Linked DNA regions of Homo sapiens: region 2 is linked to region 1. Evidence: read pairs that join two places in POLR2A ChIA-PET (ENCODE). Cell type or tissue: MCF 10A. All regions are shown on one strand. Links, peaks and the distances in the headings refer to the core of each region. The heading gives the core; the rest is flanking DNA.

Region 1 (2,904 bases), core at 276-2,775:
GCACTCCATAAACAGGAGCTGCTATTACGATCTTGATCAAGACTTCTCCAAGAAAAGAGGGTGCATTGGGAAGTCAGCCCCTCCATACTTAGATGCAACGGCAGCCAGAGCTCTCCCAACAGAGCCCCCGAAAGCACTGATCCAGTATCCTTCAGCAGAACTCAATTCTACTCCAAAAATCAGCATGTTTAATGGGGCCCCTGTGCACTGCCCTCTGCCCCCTCTGAGGTTCGCACACCGTGGGCACGGACTCGATACAAGCACGTGAAACGGGGGTGGCCCCAGTTGCTTAGAATCTGGATCTTCACCTTGGGAAAGGCAGCTGGGGGGTCATTCTGGGGAGACAAATGGATCATGCCAAGGGCTGCCCTCCTCCTGGATCATTCATCCCTCACTGCCCCACTCCCTTGGCACCTTCACCCTAGAGACAAACACACCTGCAGGTGGAAAGTCTGAATCTCCGATTTCTCAACATCGAAGGTGAATTTCCCCAAGGAAACTTCAGTTTCATCATAAACCTGGAGGCCCTGGTGGGTGAAGAATGAAAGGAGGAACTATGAGGGGGACAGGTGGGGCGGGGGGGGCGGGGAGAAGAAAACTTTGCTGAGGATCTTCTGTGTATTCAATAGCTATATGCATGTTCTCATGTATTTTTTGATGGTCGTACACTGTAATTCAGAATGTGGGCTCTAAGAAACCAGGTTTTATTTATTTATTTATTTTGAGACGGAGTGTTGCTCTGTCACCCAGGCTGGAGTGCAGTGGTGAGATCTTGGCTCACTGCAAGCTCCACCTCCCGGGAAGAAACCAGGTTTTAAATTTAATCCTGCCAACTGTTAGTTGTATTACCTTGGAAAAATAACTTCCCCTCTCTGAGCATTACTTTCTTCATCTTTAAAGGGGGAGATAACAGTACATCATAGGTTGTTATGTGGGTGCAAAGCAGGCACGGTGGCTCATGCCTGTAATCCTAGCATTTCAGAAGGCCGAGGAAGGCGGATCACTTGAGGTCAGGAGTTTGAGACCATCCTGGCCAACATGGTGAAACCCCATCTCTACTAAAAATACAAAAATTAGCCGAGCATGGTGGCGCACGCCTGTAATTCCAGCTACTCGGGAGGATGAGGCACAAGAATCGCTTGAATCCTAGAGGCTGAGGTTGCAGGTGAGCTGAGATGGCACCACTGCACTCCAGCAGCCTGGGTGACAAGAGCGAGACTGTCTCAAAAACAACAGCAAAATAAGAATGCCTGTAAACTGCTTGGCACGGAGTAAGTGCTTTGCAAGCAATAACTAATATCTGGATATGGTTATGACTATAACCTACAGCAGCTCTGAGAGGCAAATAGTAGTATCTTCATTTTATAGATGAGCAAGCGAAGACTCAGATAACGGCACCAGTTCTCAAGACTGCTTGGGCTCTCTAGGCAAAATCCCCCACCTCCTGACCTCGTCCGCACTCACAAAGACCGCGAAATCGCGGGGGGCGCTGTTGGCTCCTCCGGTGTGCTCCACGCTGGGCGGTGGATGCTGCAGAGTGATGTCGCTCAGCTGCACTCGGCCCGGCAGTTGGATCACCACCTGGCCTTGGTCGCCTTCAAAAGCCCAGCAATTCCCAGGGAACACGTGGGGCTGCAGGCGGGCGGAGGGACCATCGGAACCGTCGGACAGAGCGACTGCTGCCGCTCCCCAGCCCGGGCCTCAGCTCGACCCCATCCATCGACCCGCCCAGAGCTCCACCTCCAGCCCGCCCCAGTCCCCAGCAATGCCAGGTCTCTCCTTGAGTTAAACGCCATCCTCCACGCCCTCGGCTCAGCCAAGCTCCGCCTGTAGGGCGGGGTTTTGGTGCTTTTCCCAGCGTCCCGCCCGGGGTCCCATCCCGGGATGTTTCCAGACTCACCTCCAGGATAACCGTGGGCGGCCGTGCGTAGTTCCAGAAGCTGAAGCGATTCCAGAAGTAGGCAGTGTTCCTGTCTGCGTAATCGTGGGATGTCTTCTGCAGGTCGATGGAGGCTCCTGGAACAGTGAGAAGTAACCCTCAGAGGCTCCCAGGCCTTGCCGGGAGTCGGGGCGCGGGGGCGCGGGGGCTGGGGGCGGGTGGGGGCTGTCCGAGGCTCTGTCTTCGGCCGGTCAGGTGCATGGGTCTGTCTGTGTCAGTGTCTTGGCCTCTTTCCTGTCTGCGTCTCTGTCTTCCAGTGTCTCCGGGTCTTACCCACAGAGCTCAAAGCATAGTCGGGCTTCCGCACAAAATCCTCATTCAGCCTCTGGAACACGAGCTTGGCCACTCTCTGCAAGGAGGGAGGGCGAGGCCTGGAGGGGCGAGGCTTGCGGGCTGCTTTTACAGGTGGACGGGACCTCTGGGAGCTGGTTGCTTTGGGATGGACTTCGTGGGCACCGGGAGAAATCCCGCAGGGCTCTGGGCGGAGCTTAAGTCTCAGGACCCTGGGAGCAGGGATCCATCAGGGGTTTCCAAGGTGGGCCGGGGCTCACCTCGCTGTTGGCTGCCCGAACAGTGGACACCTCCTTGTGGAGTTTATCCAGCTCGGCCTGGAGCTGCTGCAGCTGCTGCCCCTGGGAGCGCACGCGCTCGTGGTACTCACTGGAGGTGGGAGGTGGGCGCCGTGGGGTTGGCTCCCTGTCCCCCTGGACACCTCCCAAAGGCCCCCACGCCTTCAAGGTTCTCAAAGAAGCAACTTTGAGCCCCCCAATTTCCCACCCTAGGTGCCCTCTTTCACCTTAGAGTCAGCATCTCCTTAGGTTCCTGTTGGATGAAGGGACAAAACACAGAGCCGCTCAGCTCCCGTCGTCCTTGCTCCTACCTCAGCCTGGAAACGGCCAGGGCTTCCTTTTTGAAGACTGTGTCCCCTTTCCTCGACTCCTCCTTGACCTCCCAGTATCAGAGCC
Region 2 (2,904 bases), core at 232-2,731, 100 kb after region 1:
GCAGTGACATGATCATGGTTCACTGCAACCTTGACCTCCCTGGGCTCAGGTGATCCTCCCACCTCAGCCTCCCGAGTAGCTGGGACTACAGGCACATCATCACACTGAGCTAATTTTTATATTTTTTCGCTTAGGATGGTCTTGAATTCCTGAGCCCAAGCAATCTGCCTGCCTGGGCCTCCCAAAGTGCTGGGATTACAGGCGTGAGCCCCCAAGCCCGGCACTGTTTAACTTCTTTAATTTTTTTTTTTTTTTTGAGACAGGGTCTCACTTTTATCACTCAGGCTGGAGTGCAGTGGTATGATCTCGGCTCACTGCAGCCTTGACCTTCCAGGTTCAAGCGATCCTCCTGCCTCAGCCTCCCAAGTAGCTGGGACTACAGGCACGCACCATCATTCCTAGCTAAAATGTCTTAACCACGTACATGCACTTGTTTCATTTTAAATAGATGACAAGAAAGTCTACCAAAGAAAAAAGTTTGGATGCATGGGAAATTTATTTTTAACCCTCTTACATTTTCCTATAGATTCTATCCTCAAGAGGAACCAAAAAGCTCTTGCTTTTCTCTCCCTGCCTCCAGCTTGACAACCCTACACTGTGAATAGGCAGCTCCTCTCTCAGATATACAACATGCCAGCTTTGGCACAGGGTGGTGCCCCTTTTCATTCTTATCTCCATCACCCTTGATTGCCAAGCCTTCCCTTGGCAGCTGGACCCTGGGCTGAACACCAAGATGAAGGACTCTATTGGGCATCGACCCCTTAATCAACCCCAGGGAGGACACAGGACACATTGAATGCCACCTCTCCTCTTAGCTTTCAGCCCAGCCTTTAGCAGGGCACCCTTGAGGACTGAATAGGTCCAGAGGGAGGCAGGAGCTAAGGTGCTGGAAGGAGGTGTTCTGCGGACGGTTGAGGAAGGGATGGAGGCCAACAGGAGAGGGGAATGTAGAGTCTGTGACCATGGCTTCCCACTTTTCTCAGTGCCCGGTGTCTGAGTCAGCATGCCACTTGCCATGTGCTCTGCCCTGTGGGACAAGAATGTAGCCTTCAATGGGGGGGTTTGAGCTTATGCTCACCTGTGGCTGACGTTTCTGCCGTCTGCTCAGAGGTCTAACCTGAATGAATGGATAACACCTGCCATTGCTTCTGGATGTACCCCTGGACTCCACACAACCCGTGCATCCAACTGGCTTGACACTTTGAAAGGGCCTTCAAGCCCTCTCTTTGTCCAAGATGCTCTGTTTGACTCTCCCTGGCCTCACTGAGAGCAGCCAGTGGGTCTCTTCTGCACAACTGGGTCATTCTGCAAACTTTCATCTGTGTCCAGGTTCTGTGTGCCTAGAGGTGAGCTCCTTCTCAGAGATCCCTGTGGAGCTTTGTTTAAATGAGTATTTGCCAAATGACTGAATAGCTGGGGCAGGAGCAGCAGCTAGCCAATCTCATTCACCAGGTAATGGAGTCAGGCAGACAAACTTCAGATGGCCCTTATACAGGGAAGAGAGTTATAGCCAAAGGCTCCAGCATGAATCATCAAACCACATACAACAGCAGAAGCCGAGGCCATCAGTCAGCTAGAATGTGAGACTACTCCTGGCCAGCAATCTGACCTGCAGGGCTGGAATGTTCATAGATACGGGAGAGGTTTTGATAGGAAACCAAGACAGGAGGTGCAAGGGCAATGTGTGGATTATTAATCTGGCCTTCCCTGATTCCCTCACCTGAACAACTGGTAGTAATTAAGAAAGAATCACATTTGAATATGAATTCTCGTCCCCCTCCCTGGCTCTAAATAAATGGCCATGTGCTGGGAATAGGGGTTACCCACTCTCTCAGATGACACATCACACAGCCTTGGCAGAGACTCATCTCTCCTCCTACCCCTGACCCATTCAATTATTTTACCTCCAAGCCCATCCACCTGAGCCAAGGTTCAGGCCCTATAAGGGCATATATAGAGCTGGTAGTATTGCCAATGAAAGGCTAAGAAGAGGTCAGAGTGTCCACCCTGTGACCAGGCTACTGATGTAATGAGTTGGGTGAGATCAACTGGCCAGGAGCACAGTCCAACGAAGTCTCACCTCTCATCCTCACCTCCAGCAGGGTAGAGGGAGTAAAAGGGCCTCAGGACCCCATGTTTTTGCCCTTCATCCTCCCTTGCCTGCTTCTTAAGTGTGGTGAGCAGAGTTGAGCTTGCACTCCTCCTCAGCTGTGCCCAGAATCATGTGGAGGGCTCTCTTGGTTTGGAGCACACTGGCAGCTCTTGCTTCTTCCTCTTCCCTGCCCCTGTCCCCTGGCCCCATTCCCCCGCTCTGCAGAGTACTGGGTCAGAAGGCAGGAGGTGAGGTATTGCAGGGTGGACAGCTGAAGGTATCATCTACCCCAAGGCCAAACTAAAAAAACCAGGAATCTGTCCCATGGGCTGAGATGAGGCCTGCAGGCAAAGCCTCAGGCCTGGAAGTCAGCTCACTGCTTTTGTGGCTGGGGTTTCCCACCCCACAGGTACTTCTAGAAGTTCTGCCACTGGCCCCAGAGCTGCAGAGGTTCTGTGGCTGCTCAATTCAGCCCCGCATCTACAAAGCCTGCCTTCACCAGCATGGTGTGTCTGCCTGGTTTGATCAGCACTTCAGATGGGCCCTGAAGCCCCGATGCAACTGGAGACCACGCCATCTCCAGAGGCCGGTGGATGCTCGGTCCTGGGCTCTGGGCTGCATCCTCTTCTTGATCCCTTCCTCCGCTGGGCCTCCAGTTGCAATGGCTCCAGCCTTTCCTTGGTACTGGAACCAGGGGTGAGTGATAAACAGTCTGTGTTCTTCTCCATAGGCACCAATGCTAGGACACCTAACCCAATTCCGGCTGGTCAAGAAGCTACTCCAACCGATCCCCAGGTCACAGCTAGACCCCG

What was found. ChIA-PET counts read pairs that join two places held together with the same protein. Peaks named below come from ENCODE experiments on the same cell type or tissue, not always from the same donor. Only the 100,000 strongest peaks of a DNase experiment are listed, where the experiment ranks them.
Region 2: POLR2A ChIA-PET joins it to region 1 with 10 read pairs; 6 of 35 experiments call an interaction of 5 or more read pairs at or near these places.

The regions. Positions count from the first base shown.
Region 1 is chr20:35,618,307-35,621,210 of GRCh38, reverse strand. SPAG4 (sperm associated antigen 4) reads right to left here. Exons shown (of 12, transcript NM_003116.3): 6 at 2,736-2,761; 7 at 2,491-2,599; 8 at 2,213-2,288; 9 at 1,901-2,016; 10 at 1,465-1,632; 11 at 438-527; 12 at 117-335. The coding sequence ends at 189. Among named protein-coding and RNA genes, the nearest start is that of SPAG4, 3.9 kb to the right of the region's middle. RefSeq lists enhancers at 1,639-1,868, 1,976-2,904. In MCF 10A, for the core only: no CTCF peak of the experiment used is centred there; a DNase peak (open chromatin) is centred at 1,820.
Region 2 is chr20:35,515,105-35,518,008 of GRCh38, reverse strand. CEP250 (centrosomal protein 250) reads right to left here. Exons shown (of 35, transcript NM_007186.6): 35 at 1-2,904. Among named protein-coding and RNA genes, the nearest start is that of C20orf173, 13 kb to the left of the region's middle. In MCF 10A, for the core only: no CTCF peak of the experiment used is centred there; a DNase peak (open chromatin) is centred at 1,548.